Linked DNA regions of Homo sapiens: region 2 is linked to region 1. A link is a loop called in an ENCODE intact Hi-C map of the cell type or tissue named here. Cell type or tissue: endothelial cell of umbilical vein. All regions are shown on one strand.

Region 1 (8,000 bases):
TGTTCATGTTACTCCATGAATTGTAAACTCCTTAAGAACCGGGACCATTCTTATCTTTTTAGCCCTAGTGTTAAGCAAAGCTTTAGTCAATAAAAACTTGTTAAATGGAATCTGCTAATTCTTGAAAAAGCAAAGGTGAGGAGAAACCGTGAAGTATGTGAATTCCTAGGATGAAATAAATGATTTGTGAAAAGTTACTTCTCTGAGTCTAAGTGAGTTAATAACTGTGGGCCCCCAGACTGAGCCTCCTTGTCCAGTGGACCAATAGAACCCTATGTAGGAAATCTGGAGTGAGAATCTGCTGAGGAGAGTGCCTTGTTCTCTTTTGTCAAATGTGTATGTGCAGATTCTGCAATTACATAGGCGAAAGTGAGCTCTTTTTTATTTGTTTAGGGAAACCGAGCTCCTACCACATTAGGCTAAGTGAATGGCTTTTCCTGCAACCAGGATGGTGGAGGAAGGAAAGAGTGGCAGGTGAAAGGTTTCCTATCAACTTCCCATTACCTTTTCCTGCTGGCAGGCTAGAAAACAAGCCCTGAAAGAGAAGGAGTGCGTCCTTCCCTCCCAGGTGCTCACTGATGGATTTTCAGCACCGAAGCACATGGCAGGAGATGCGGGATGCTCCTTTAAGGGGTCACCACATTTCTTCTGTCCTAGCAGGGAGCCAGACATGACTCTATCACGCTTGCCACTTTTCCATTCTTCTCATTGTCCTATTCTCTTTTTCAAATTTTTATTTGTTCTTAATACTTTTATTGCTTTCTCATGTTTTCACTGCTACTATGCCTTTTTCTTCCTCATTTCATCCCATTCCTCCCTTCCACCTCCTTAAAAGCAAAGAATAAAAGAAACAACTGTAAACAACACTTGTAAAAGAGAAATTAGTTATCAAATGACTTCCACTTAATTTGGGGACCTCCACTTAATACAGGAAACAAGTTTTAGTGTCATAGACCACGTATCTAAAAATGATAGTGTTCCTTAAGGGGGCATGCCTAACTTTTCTTTATCCCTGTAGGCATAGCATGGTGCTGTGCATAGAAAAATGAGCTCAATAATTGTTTGTTGTCCAGCTAGATTGAATTAATAAAGATTAAGTGTGATGCTACAACTACATTCTGTTTGACTTGCCCTGAAGCAGTTTCCTTGCTCTCTCTTTCATGTCCTTATCTGCCTCCTCCTTTTAAACATTATTATGAGTGCTTTATTTTATACTTCTGACACGTTGACATAAATGACAGTCTTGACAGATTTTATATTATTAAAAACACTACTGAATAATATCCTTGTGCTTCTTGAAGTCAGACACTTCATTTGTGAAAAGTTGATTCTCTGAGTCTAAATGAGTTATTAACTGTGAGAACAATTATCCTCTGTACTAGCTCTAAAACCCTTCCATTGACAAATGGCCTCCTGAGTGTTGCTTTAGGTATAGTCAAAGCCACCTAACAGGAATTACCCCAAGAAGACTTGAGTGCCAGCCTATCCTGAGAGCCCCAAGCTGGGAGGAGTTTGAGCAGCAAATTATGAAGGAAATAGTTTTCAAAGAACTTTCTCTATTGGCAATAACATTATTATTTTTCAGATTTTACAAACAATGCATATTTACTATAAAAATCAGACTGCAGAAAGGCTTATAAAAGAAAGTGAAAATTACCTACTTTCTTATGGTCTGTCCTTTTTAGTCTATAGTCATCTTTGTTTTTGCATGTATACATAACATATGTGTTTTTAAAAGATTGTTCTAAAATGTTATTATCTGCTTAAAAAATATAACAGATATCCATCCATGTAATCAGTGTAGCTCTGTATCATTGTTTTAAGGGTTGCATGGTGTTTTTTGTAAGGTTATTCCATAATCTTTAAGCTATGTTTAGGTTGTTTCTATTTTTTTAGCATTATAAAATAATTTTCTAATTAAGGTCTCTTCTAGGTAGCTTGATTTGTGCAAATAACTTAATCACCCTTTGGATCCTTGCTTACTTCTGTGAAAGGTGGAGTTGAGCTTGATGATCTCTTGGGTATTATGTTTAAGGTCACTTTTTATTACATATGGTTTCATGCCTTCAACTCATAGCTTTCCCTGGGAGAAGTGGAATAGGCAATGGTTAAGGGCATGACTGTTGTAATCACAGTGCAGGGATCCAAATTCTCTTTATTGCACTTACTAGCTGTGTGACCTTGGGAAAATTGTATAACCTTATTGAGCCTCAGCTGCCTGATCTGTATATGGAGATGATAATACTAACATTATAATGATGTTGTAAGGATTCAGTGAAGTGTAATGCACATAAAGTGCTTAGCATGATGCCTTACATACATACTAAACACTCAATACAGGTTAGTCAATCTTTTTATTATTAGGATTTCCACTTCTAACGTGCCAGAAGCCTACCCATTTTTCAATGGGGAGCCAGATGACTCTCCATCTTTCCAGGTGGTCAGGCCAAGAACATTGGAGTCATCGTTGACACCTGTTACTAGGCTGAACTGTGCCCCCTCAAAATTCATCTGTTGAAGTTTTAACCCTTAGTGCCTCAGACTGTAACTGTACTTAGAGATAGGGCCTTTAAAGAGGTAATTAACATTAAATGAGGTCATTGGGATGGGCTCTAATCTAATATGTGTCCTCATAAGGGAGATTAGCACAGGCACACAGAGATAAACAGACCATGTGAAGACACAGAGAGGAGATGGCCATTGGCAAGCCAAGGAGAGAGGCCTGGGAAGAAACCTGGAGCACCTTAATCTTGGACTTGCAGCACCAGAACTGTAAGAAAATAAAGTCATGTTTTTATTTTTTGAGGACTTTAGTTAATAAAAATGTATTGTACTCCGGGTTTTTTTTTTTTTTATTTGAGACAGAGTCTCCTTCTGTCGCCCAGGCTGGAGTGCAGTGGCGTGATCTTGGGTCACTGGAACCTCCACCTCCTGGGTTCAAGCAATTCTCCTACCTCAGCCTCCCGAGTAGCTGGGATTACAGTCGCCTGCCACCACACCCGGGTAATTTTTGTACTTTTAGTAGAGACGGGGTTTCACCATGTTGGCCAGGCTGGTCTCGAACTCCTGACCTCAGGTGATCCACCCACCTGGGCCTCCCAGAGTGCTGGGATTACAGGTGTGAGCCACTGTGCCCAGCCTATTCCAGATTTTTTTAAAGCACACATTGCTGTGTGCTTCCCAGTTCCCTCTGCCTGGAACACTCTTCCTGCAGATAGCTGTGGTGCTCAACCTCACGTATTTCAGATCTTTACTCAAAAATCATCTTCTCAGCAAGGCTTTACCCTATCACCTGTTTAAAATCACAGACACAAACACATACACACACACACACACACACACATACACACACATGCACACACAGCACTTGTCTTCTCTTTCTGGCTTTTCTCCGTAGTATTTATATTATATATCTTACATGCCATGTATTTTACTTGTATTTTGAAATATTGTGTTGGTTTTTTATTATAAGTGCCCTGAAGGGTGAAGTTTTTTTCTGCTTTGTTCCTTGTATATCCACAGCACCTAGAACATTGCCTGGTACATGTTCAGCACTCTATAAACATGTTTGGAATGAATGGATGTGTTTTTTGGCTTCCTTCCAGTCTCCTACTCTCAGTTTGTGCTCCTATAGCACCACCTCTCTTGTGACTTTTGATATATTCTGGATTTACTATAGTGTGTTGTCTGCCCCCACCCCAGACTGCAAAGTCCTTGATCAGAAACAATTCCTCATATTCCTTCTACTGTCCAGTGGCATACTCTATATAGGAAGTGCTCAATAAACAGTCTAATGAATATGTTAACATCAGCAGTCATCGGTCATATAGCCACTCTGTTTCCATTTCTTTCCCACACACAGCAAATTTGTAGACCCTGGGGTCATGGTTCCACTTTATGAATGAAGTAGAGACCTTTCTGACCCAAGCGCCATTTACCCATCGCTTCCTTTTATCTTCTGCAGGTTTATTCACATCCTCTCTACCTTTCCCTCTTTTCACTTTCTCTTAGAGTTATGTCATACGTTTCACTACTTTTCTCTTTTCCACCATCACATCGGATCCCTTTGTTAGCCAACAGATGCCTGTTACTAAAAAGAACAAGAACAGTGGCGGTCCATAAACATTAATCACCAGAGAAACAGTGTAAATTTGTGAGAGCAACAGGCTTTGAGTCTAAGTCAAGAATCTTCCAGACTGAGGTAGCCTTTGTGGAAATAGAAAGACTTAAATTGAATATTGGAAATGGGAAGGATTTGGATAGAAGAGAAGAAGGGGAAAGGTGGTTTAAATAGCGGGAAATGAGAAGCAAAAAGGAGGCAGCGGAGAGCGCACCTTGTTCACCAGCTTTCCCAGTGCTTCATTGGGCCTAGCGGACGCTTCGGAATTCCACAGAAGAGAGTTTCCAGTCTTCGTTCTCCTTCAGTTACTATTGTTTTTCTTCATATACTAGATGGAGTAGGAGGATCAAAATGAAAGCTTTAAAAAATATTTTTAATTGAATTTAAATTGTTTTCTGTTTGGTTTAACTACTAGTATTTCAACAGTAATTTTCCCTTATGTTTAAGTTGTCTGCCTACATTATTTCAGTTACATTGTGGATTAAATAGGCTTTTCTGGGTTGGTCTGAGATTATAAGGACTATTTATATTACAGTTTTTATGGGAGAATGAATTCAGGGTTGTAAACAACCGACCTATGTAGAAACTTTTGGAATGCAACTTAATGGTTGACTGTTTTCTTGTAACTGTTTTAAATTTTGTTTTGTTTTTTCATTTTGCTTTTCTAGTCTATAAATGGAATATGGTGTGTCTTCTTTCCTTTGATTCCATTGTTGCTCTGTGTAGCTAATTAGAAAGTTTATAGAAGTTATAAGTCCTGTCATAAGTCATTTTACTTCAAATTTCTTATAATATTTTAAAATTATTAATAGTTTCTTTCCACCTTTTAAAAAGATAATCAGGGAGAGCTTTTCTTTTATATTAGTTTTCCCATATAAGAGTAAATGAATGAATATAAAATTAAAGTTTCATTCTTTTTTTTTTTTTTTTTTTTGAGACAGAGTTTTGCTCTGTTGCCCAGGCTGGAGTGCAGTGGCACGGTCATGGCTCACTGCAGCCTCGACCCCCTGGGCTCAGGTGATCCTCCCACCTCAGCCTCCCAAGTAGCTTGGACCACAGGCACATGCCACCACAACTGGCTAATTTTATTTTTTTTTTTTTAGAGACAGGGTCTCACTCAGGCTGGCCTCAAACTCCTGGCTTCAAGCGATCCTCCTACCACAGCCTCCCAAAGTGCTGGGATTATAGGCGCGAGCCACCGCATCCAGCTAAAGTTTTATTCTTATGAGTCATCATTATTTTGTGTGGGAGTGCAACATAAACTGCTAAAAGAGCAGTAAATAAAGATTTTGTTAAACTCTTACAGTTGTGAGATTGGACAACAGGAGATTTGAACTCCTCAGGAGAAGCGATGGTGCAGTTGTTCCTAGAACCACACTCAGAAAATGGGGCTGGAGGAATAATGATTCCTACTGCGACTGTCAGAAAGAAAGGCCCATCTGCAAAGCCTTTGGGTTGACACTTCCTACCTGTTTGGTGTTTTGCACTTTTGGAGAGTATTTCATCACATCCATGGGGTGGAAGTGTTTTAGAAACGGAATATCCTCTGCCTGCTTTTCAACAGTTTTGTCTCCATTTATTTTAGTATTCCAAATAATTATAAAATTTACCCCAAGTCAGAAAAGAAACTACCTTTGCCACCAAAATGTTTATAATTACCTCAGTGACTGGCAATATTTTAATTCTCTACCCACACCACTTTCCAGAAAGCCCTTTCATTCTTTCTCTTGATAAATTCTAATAAAAAAATTAATTGCTGGTTGAGAGTATTTCTCCGGTTACAAAAACTCATTTCTTAAAATTTAGCATTTAAGAGAGGGTTAATTTGGAAGTTAATTATGGTTAATATTACATCAATAATTATTGTCTTTTCATTAGTTTTATAAAATAGCTCATTTGATTCATTAAGGATTATTTGGTAGGGATGAATAAAGAAAAACATGTTTTAATTGTCCTCCTTTCTAAATCATCCAGCAGATATTTACATTGAGTTGTTTTTCTTAAACAGCATTTGAATTATGCAGGAATGTTCATAGCAGCATAATTGTTAATATCTCAAAAGTAAAAGCAGCCCAAATATTCATCAACTTATTAATGGATAAATATAATGTGGTATATCCATACCATGGAATATTTGGCAATAAGAAGAAATGAAGTACTGATGCATGCTACACAGTGGTTAAACCTTGAAAACATTATGCTAAGTAAAAGAAGCCAGACACAAAAGGCCGTATATTTATAAATCCGTTTATATGAAATGTCTGCAATAGGGCAGATCTGTGTGGGGCAGAAGGTGGATTAGTGGTTGCCTAGGGCTGGGGTCGGGGGTTGGGGGGACAAGGGGAGTGACTGCTAATGGGTGTGGAGTTTATTTTTAGGGTGATAAAAATGTACTAAAATTGATTATGGTGATGATTGCAGAACTCTGTGAATATACTAAAAGTCATTGAATTGTACACTTTAAATAGATGTATTGTGTGGTGTGTGAATTATATCTCAATAAAACTATTGTTTTTAAAAAGCATTTCTTAGTATTCATTCACTACTTTCATTTAATGAAATGGAAGAGACTTTAGAGGTACAGAGCATGGTCAGTGACAGAGGTAAATACACAGTGAGTACTTGAATTTACTAATCTGAGGAAAGTTCTCAGCATCTCTTTGAAACTCTATTTAGATGGGAATGAATAGAGAACAGATTCCTTATTCCATTAATTTGAAAATATCATTGTACTTATCTACCAGAGAGAAAATCCCAGAGTTCAAATGTACTGAGAATTTTTATATAAAACCTGAATGAAATGTTTGAAAAAATCCAGTATGTTTAATGAAGGTACATAAACTATTTCTGCATTTGATTTAGAGATGACTTTGCTGTGCATTGTCTCGAGGTCAACTATAATATATCATAGTTTGCCATAAGCCATAAAAGGCAGTTCAGACAACGCAACTGTTGGGTGCATTTTGGACTGCTACATAGCATTTATTATATGCATGTATGACAAATAATATGTATATATCATAATTTTTTAACCATTCCCCTATTGATGGTCATTTAGATTTTTTCCTGATTTGGGCTATTATGAGTGGTTCAGCAGTAGAATCCTAGTACATGACTCCTTGTGAACATGTATGTGCAAAGCTCTTCTCTATAATAGAAAATGAAAGATAGAATTGCTGGGTAGAAGGTGTGTCCATTTCTACTTCGATACTGCCAGGTTATCCTCTCACAGGTGCCACTGCGCTCTCCCTCTGGCAGTTTCCCTACACACTTGCTAATGTTTGATATTGTCAAACTTTATCTGTGGTATAAAAAAATATTGTTTTGATTTGCAATTGCCTTTGCATGAGTATTCATGAGCTTGTTTAATGGCACTTTAATTTCCTCTTCTACAAATTATCCTTGATCCTATATCCATTTTTAAATATTTGTTTATCTTTTTCTTATTGATTAGTGGGCATTCTTCATGTATTTTGGATATTAGTCTTCTGTCTCATAGGAATTGTAAATGTTTCTTCCTCTGTGGCATGCCTTTTGACTTTGTTTATAGTATCTTTTATCAGGCAGAAGTTTTAAATTTAGATGTAGTCAAATTTATCTTTTCTTGTGCTCAGAATCCCCTCCATCCTCCTCCCACTTTGTTTAATTCTCTGCTGTTGCCGTCTTGAAAGTCGTGCATTTTCATTTCTCACTGGGGCACGCAAGTAATGTAGTCATTTCTGCTTATATGTTATTTTAGGCTTAGGTCTTTAATTATTCTGGAATATTTTGGGTGTGTGTGACTTGTGTGAAAAACAGGTATAATTATTTTGTATTTTTTGCAAATGGACAGCCAGTTATTTCAATACCATTTGTTTCATAGTTAATCCCTTTCCCATCA
Region 2 (8,000 bases), 120 kb before region 1:
CACAGGCTTATTCCACTAGTTAAAGGTTATTTGGATTTACAAATACCTATGTGCCTTATGGAATTTTCACCATTTGTCTTTCATTACCCAGCTGAATCAGAGCCTCTAGGGGCCACCTGAATTTCCTGAAGCCAGGGGCAGAGGTGAGAGAAGAGGGCAGGGAAGATGGGGAGGTTTCCAGAAGCATTTGACCTTCTTTGCAAATTTGCCCAGGATCTTTTGGCCTTCCATGCTGAATGCCACCGAAAGACGACCACATAGAAAATGTCATAAAGAAGTTACAAAATGTATGCTTACGTGCAGAAGAGAGCATCTGAATTTCTTTGAAATTCATTCACTCAGAGGGCCATCATTTATTTAATAAGCATTTATATTCAATGCTCTCAGCTTTGTCTGCACATTGGAATCACCTGCCAAGATTTTAAAAACTCTGATGTCCAGGACATACCTCAGACCTGTTAAACCAGAATCTCTAGAAGTGGGACCCAAGCATCCATATTTTTGGAAAGCTCCCCCCAGGAGATTCCAAGGTGCAGCTGACATACATGGTGCTGAGTGCTTTTTTGCGTGTATTAATCCATTTAATTATCACAACAATCTTATAAGAGAGATGCTGACATTGTTCCCATTTTACAGGTGATGAGACAGAGGCACAGCAAAGTCTCTGCAAGAACACATGGCTGATAAATTTCAGAGTGTGGATTTGAACCCAGGCCATCTTGCTCCAGAGTTAATACTCTTAGCCAACAGGTTCATTTCCTGTCACTACATGAAAAACGCAAGTTCCTGGCAAAGCCTCTTACTGTAAAGTAGCCATGGAGCCGGGGATGGAGGCCCTGTATCTGTTTTCTGGGAAGCCGAGAAAAAGATCTTACCAAGCAATGCCACATTTATAATTAGTGGTTTTAAAAAATTTCTACCAGAAAGTGCAAACTTTCCCATTCCTCCCACAGACCGAGGGTAAAATTTCCAACTTTTCCTTTCCCATATCCACCCAAAAAAAGGTCAAGAGCTGGGATCCAGCCTGAATTAAGTGGAGTGTGGGTGTAGTTTGTCAGCTGGGTCTTCTGTTTGTGGTTAAGGTCCAGCCCATCAGGTTGAAGGCTTACTGACACATGTGTGGGAATGGGAGGTTCGTCATATGCTTGTCTTAAATTAGTCTGCTGCTTCATTAGATGGACTAAAAAGCTGAGGAAAGAGGATGGGGCTGCAAGGGGAATGGTATCTGGTCCCAGTTCCTCCCCCAAACCAGCCCTGGAACGTTAGTGAGTAACTTCACTTCCCTCTGCGCTTGGCCACCTCTTCGGTAAAATTAAGAGAGTTGGATTCCATTCAAAGTCACATCTCAGTTCAGCCAAGAGACATGCTTTTCTTGGCCCCACAGTGCTTTCAAATTTTTTGAATTAATTGTGAACATTAAACAATTGGAATCATTTACATAAAAATCTAGATTTCCAGCTTCTTTTGAAAAATTGGAAGAGATGTTCTTGCCACATTGGGTCCCATAGGACAACCATGGGCTGGAGTTGAGAGCCATCCACTCTCTTTAGATGGGACATACTCTCCCCAGGTTTCCATTCCTCACCTGGCCAATGTCATTGTTTACTTACCTGCCTGGCCGCTATAGACTATGGGGAAATCTGATCATAGTCCCTTCCAGAAGTCGAAATACCTTTATCCATGGGATCTTAAAACCTGTAAGGCAGGGGCGAAATCTTATAGACTCGGGCTTAGTCAAAATTTTCATGTAAAGATAAGGATGATCAAAGGAAAACTAATAAATGGTAATGTTCTCTCTTAGATACTTGCCTATGTTTTATCTTTAACCTCAAAACATAGAATTCATAATATTTGGCATACTTTCTGTGTATTTTTATATTCTGGCTCACTTTTGGAAGGCGTAGGCAGAGACAAAACAAAAGCCATAAAAGGTTACAAAGAAATTGCGTAGTCAAGAAGAGAAGACACCAGGATAATGTGTTCTCAGAAGGACAGTCTGAAATTACAGAGGAACTACCTGTTCTTCAAAACAAAATTATCTGAAATAAATTCCAAGAAAATATGCCAGGTGGGTGCTAAATCTGATGTTTTTATATAGTCCACATTTAATAAAATTATCTTCTTTGACAGGATGTGAAGTTTTTAGGGAGCTAGGCTATTTATTTAGAAACTTTCATTTGATCAAAAGTCACCAGAAATCACACATAAGTTTAATTTTGTTAACTCTTAAAGCTCTTCAGATAGGACCATAATAAAAATACAGCTGGATGCAAATAAATTAGTGTAATGCAGCCTGACCACTCACAACATTGTTTTATGCATTTTGTTTATTTTTATTGAATATTTGTGAAAACAAAAGTAATATATACATATATAAAATACAGTAGAAAGGTGAGAAATGAGCAGTAAATGTCTCTTCTCCTTTATCTTTTATTATTTATTGTGGTAAAATACATATAAAATTTACCATCTGGACCATTTTTAAGTGTACCATTCAGTAGAGTTAAGTATATTCACGTTGTCATGTTTTCTCTCTTAACCCCAATATTAACCCCAGTTATGTTTTTCTATATTATTTCAGAAAATTATATGCACATTTTTATTATTCATACAAATAAATTTCCTTACATCTTCCAAAGCTTTGACATCACCATAGACCAATCTTTCTTGTTCTTTGCAATGACTACAGAATACTCCATTTTTATAAATAGGCCATAATTTACTTAACCAATTCTTTATTAGTGGATACTTAGACCATCTTGAGATCTCGGCTGCTACTGAAAAGAAAAAAAAATCCTATAGTAAACATATTTGGTCCATACATCTTGACCTATGTACAAGTGTATCTTGTGGGTAAATTCTCAGCAGCCAATAAACTGAAACATTTGTTCGGTTGAAATTTTTCTATCTGAACGTGGATATAGTTCCATAATAACACTTTTTAGATTGGGTAGAATACTCATGATAAACTATAATGACATATGTGATAAATTTCAGTGGTAGCTTGGACCCTGGGATTAGATGACCTACTTCCAAATCTAGGCTTTCACAGACTAGCTGTGGGGCCTTGGAAAACTTGCTTATAACATCACTTGCTTCAACTTCCTCATCTGAAAAATGGGATTAATAATACTACCTGCCTCTAAGGGTTGATGGAAGAATTGCTGAATGAACAATACCTGGCACATAGTAAGCATTATATGCATTAGCTATTATTTTAGATCTCTTAATCATAAAATTTGAGCTTGATATTTTAGACATGATAGCTCATCAGATATTTTCAATTAAAAGTTTTCAAGATCCCAACATTTTATTCTATAATTCTATTCCCAAGGCATCTGTAAAATAGACAAAACCTCACAACATGCAAAAACTAAAAGGCCTTACCTGTACTCAATCAATTCTTGTTTTCTTCTGTTTCTTTAGGAGTACTTTGGATTTCTCTTTCTTTTTTCTTATATTTGGCATGGGAATTGCACTTAATTTTCCTGAACTTACTCTGGGTCAAATGAAAACCTGGGATGACTTTTTGTGAGAACAATTCTTTACCACACCCTAAATGTCTGAAAATCTCCCCCATACTTTGCAAAATAATTTTGACTTTGTTTAGTTACCTATAATGACTCATTTCTTTTCATAATGAGGATACAGCCAAAAGAATCCCTATGATGTCCTTCTCCTCAGTTTCCCTGACTTGGGTGGGTGAGAGAAGAAGGCTGCAGATTTACCAATAGCCCATCTGCTGGGTGGCCACTGGCTACCTGCCTGGATTCTGAAGGTCTTACTTTGTGTCACAGAGCCCAAACCACTCACTCTTTGTTCCAGACTAGTTCTTCCTTGCTTATTTTTAGCCTTACAGAAAGCCTCTCCCATCCCTCTCTATCGCTTTGATTAACGGCCTTTTGTTAGAGCGACAAGGATGATTCAGGTGAAACAACAGAAACACTGGCAAAGAAGAGGTTGGTTGGCAGGAAAGATGGTGGGATGGCATGTGGACAGGTCTTTGTGCAGATGGTTTCTGTCCAGTGTAGTGGCCGTAGCTGAGTGCTGTTGTGTGCACCTGTAATCTCAGCTACTTGGGAGACTGAGGTAGGAGGATCCCTTGAGCCCAGGAGTTCAAGGCCAGCCTGGGCAATATAGTGAGAGGTTGTCTCAAAAAAAAAAAAAAAAAAAAAATCCAAAGGCCTCTTAGCTCCTGCCATTACTTCGTGGCCACAAGGGGTCCCTCTGCCCTAGATTGTCAGGTGATGGCAAAACATACAATCTTGAAGGTCAAAGAAACAATAAGGGATCTTGTAGACTTCCATTTTAAAGCCTCAGATGCAAGCTGACTCGCTGTGAGTAATTACAGTTGGAAAGAAGTTTTGTTGCTGTCGTTTGTTGTTTGTTAGTAACAATGCCTTGAACTGATTTCTGAAAAAGTATATATCCTAGAGCAGTGGCCCTAATGCCCTGAACTGCTCTGACTGAGTCTGACCTCAACTCCAGGCAGAGCCGAGGGATTCATGCTGAAAGCTAACGAAGAACCTAAATATTTTTTGAGCACCAATTATGTTCCAGACTTTGTTCTAGAACCTGAGAAGGCAGTGAACAGAGTGGAGAAAGCACTAGTGTTCAGGGAGCTTACTTAGTGGTGAGAGCAGTTATAGATAGATAAATAGCCAATAGAATTGGTAATGGTAAAGACTAAGAAAAATAAAGTGGGATAAGAAAGGTGAAGAATGACAGCAGTAAGAAAATGAAGTAAAAGACATCATATTGTAAAGAAAGGTTTGAGATGACATAATTTTGTATGTAGAAGATTCTAAAGAATCCACTAAAACACCATTTGAACAAATAAGTGGTTTGACAACGTTGCAAGATACAAGATCAATATACAAAACTCAATATATTTTTATATACTTGCAATGAACAGTATGAAAAAAATAAGAAAATAATTGTATTTATAACAGCATCAAATAGAATAAAATACTTAGGAATAAATTTAACAAAAGAATTGCAAAATATGTACTCCAAAAACTGCATAATATTGTTGAAAGAAATTAACAAAGGGCTAGATAAATAAAAAGATATTCCATGTTCATGAATCAGAAGATTCATTGTTAAGATGGCAACACTCCTTAAACTGATCTACAGACTCAAACCCTATCAGAATCCCAGTTGGCTCCTTTGTCAAAATTTACAAGATAATCCTAAAATGTATATATGGAATTGAAAGGGACCCCCAAATAAATAAAATAATCTTGAAAAACAAGAACAAAGTTGGAAGACTCACACTTTCTGATTTGATTTGATTTGGAGATGGAGTCCCACTCTGTCGCCCAGGCTGGAGTGCAATGGTGCGATCACGGCTCACTGCAACCTCCGCCTCCTGGGATCAAGTGATTTTCCTGCCTTAACCTCCCAAGTAGCTGGGATTTGCATGCACCACCACACACAGTTAATTTTTGTATTTTTAGTAGAGACAGAGTTTCACCATGTTGGCCAGGTCTTGAACTCCTGACCTCAAGTGATCCACCCGCCTTGGCCTCCCAAAGTGCTGGGATTACAGGCGTGAGCTATCATGCCTGGCCTACACTTTCTGATTTTAAAAGTTACTATTAAGCAACAGTAATCAAGATAGTGTGATACTTGCATAGTATAAACTTACAGGTCACCTGGATAGCCATATGCAAGTGAATGGATTTGGATCTTTACCTCTCACTACGTATGAAAATTGACTCAAAATGGATCAAAGGCTTGTATGTGAGAGCCAAAATATAAAACTTTTAGAAGAAAACCCAGGGGTAAATCTTCTTGACCTTGAATTTGGCAATGGATTCCTTGATATAACATTAAAAGCACAAGCAACAAAAGAAAATATACTTAAAATGTTCTTCACTAAAGTGAAAAACTTGTGGGCCTTCAAGAACATCAAGAGAGTGAAAAGACATCCCTAAAGAAGGGAAGAAAATATTTACAAATCATATATCTGATAAGGAACTTAAATCTAGAATATGAAAAGAACTCTTGCAACTGACTAAGAAAAAGACAAATATTCCAATTTAAAATGAGCAACAGATTTGAATAGGCATTTCTTCAAGAAAGATGTACAAATAAACACATGAAAAGAGGTTCAGTATCATTAGCCATTGGGGAAATGCAAATTGAAATCACAATGATATGCCACTTCACTCCCACCAGGATATTTATAATTTAAAAGTCAGATAACAAGAGTTGACTAGGATGTGGAAAAACTGGAAAAAACGTTAAACAGACATTAGTAATCAGACATTACTAGTGTGAATACAAAATGATGAAGCCACTTCGGAAAACAGTTTGGCAGTTCTTCAAGTGTTTAAACCTAGTTACGTTTGGCACAGCAATTCTCCTAGGTATATACCCAAGAGAAATGAAAACATGTCCACACAAAAACTTGTACATAAATATTTACAGCAATATTATCCGTAATAGCCAAAAGAAGGAAACAACCCAAATGTCCATCAATTGATGAATAAACAAAATGTGGTGTATCCACACAATGGAATATTATTAATGCATGAAAAAAATGAAGTACTGATATATGCTACTGTGTGGATGAACCTTGAAAACATTATGCTAAGTGAAAGGAACCAGTCACAAAACGCCATATATTATATGATTTCATGTATATGAGATGTACAGAATAAGCAAATATATGGAGATATAGTGTAGATTAGTGGTAGCTTAGGCCTGAGCTTAAGGCTGGAGTGAATTTGAGAGTAATAGCTATAGGGGACAGGGTTTCTTTCTGAGGGGACAAAAATGTTCTATAATTGATTGTGGTGATGTGTGCACAACTGTGAATATACTAAGATACCATTGAACTGTGTGCTTTTAAAATGGGTGACTTTTATAGTAGATGAATTATATAAATATAAAGCTGTTATAAAAAGAGAGAGAGAGAAAAAAAAGGAAGAAAGAAAGAAAAAAGAGGGAGGGAGGGAGGGAGGGAGAAAGGGAGGAAACATGTCAGGATCAGAATTTGCAGGAAGTACCAGCAGCTTGAAAGAAGAAACAAAGGGGGTGACAAGGGTAGAGAAGAGGGGACTCTTTCAAAGGGGGAATATGCATCTTAAAGGCCTCTTTAATAGGGTGATGTGTATGTCAGTTGAGACTTTCAGGAAGGGAAGAAATGAACCATATGGATATCTGGAGAAAAAGAGTTCTGGGCAGAGCAAAGGCCCCTTGGCAAGCATGTGAGTGGTGCATTTGAAGAGCAGCATGGAGATGTAGGTGGCAGAGGCAGAATGAGTGAGCGAGGCAGGGAGCATGATGTCTAAGGAGCAGGCGGGGGCCGGATAATGTGGGGCTGGCAGAGCCCCATTGGGATGACTTCAGATTTTTACTGAGTAAAATGGAGAGTAATTGCAGGGGTTTGAGCAGATAACATGCCCCGATTTCCCATTTACAAAGACCAAAATATACTGCAGTGTGGCAAATAGGCTGTGAGGGATGGAGTGTGAGGGAAGTGGTAAAGCCAGGGAGGATGCCATTGGCACAGTTCAGGTGAGATGGCTTTCTGTCTCTATGCTGTGCTTTAGTTTCTCTCTTATAATTAAGGAGACAATAGAAATAGAAATTTAGTAGAAACAGAACCTACAGTCTGAAAATAGCACACACCACTTAAAAGCAAAATTTCCTGGAAAAGTGTGGACAAATGGCCATCATCCACAGTGCATAAAAATGTTTGCTTCCAATTTAACACTCTGCATGATGTTAATTAATGGCATAAGTACGTGTTTGATGTCTTTCTCCCACGTTAGGCTGAAAGCTTCACAATGGTCTGAACCATGTCCATTGTGTTCTGGAACATTGTGCTAAATCCCTGGTGTCTAGAACAGGGTCTGACACAAAATACATCCTCAAAAAAACCCAAAACAAAACTCATTGAATGAATCAATTAACGAGCCGTTGTCAATCATCTTGTCCCTAGTTATTTCAATGTGTGCTGAAGGCAGTAGGTGACCACCAAGCATCTG

Evidence for each region. Hi-C counts contacts between places; a loop is a spot of excess contacts. Peaks named below come from ENCODE experiments on the same cell type or tissue, not always from the same donor. Only the 100,000 strongest peaks of a DNase experiment are listed, where the experiment ranks them.
Region 2: a loop joins it to region 1, with 11 times the contacts of the local background. A loop is called at or near these places in 3 of 110 quality-filtered maps.

Annotation. Positions count from the first base shown.
Region 1 is chr3:16,941,920-16,949,919 of GRCh38, forward strand. All of the region lies in intron 1 of PLCL2 (phospholipase C like 2), which reads left to right. Among named protein-coding and RNA genes, the nearest start is that of MIR3714, 13 kb to the left of the region's middle. In endothelial cell of umbilical vein, no CTCF peak of the experiment used is centred here; a DNase peak (open chromatin) is centred at 3,612.
Region 2 is chr3:16,824,745-16,832,744 of GRCh38, forward strand. No RefSeq gene overlaps it. Among named protein-coding and RNA genes, the nearest start is that of PLCL2, 56 kb to the right of the region's middle. In endothelial cell of umbilical vein, a CTCF peak has its summit at 4,216 (motif pointing right); a DNase peak (open chromatin) is centred at 4,267; H3K27ac peaks cover 466 bases.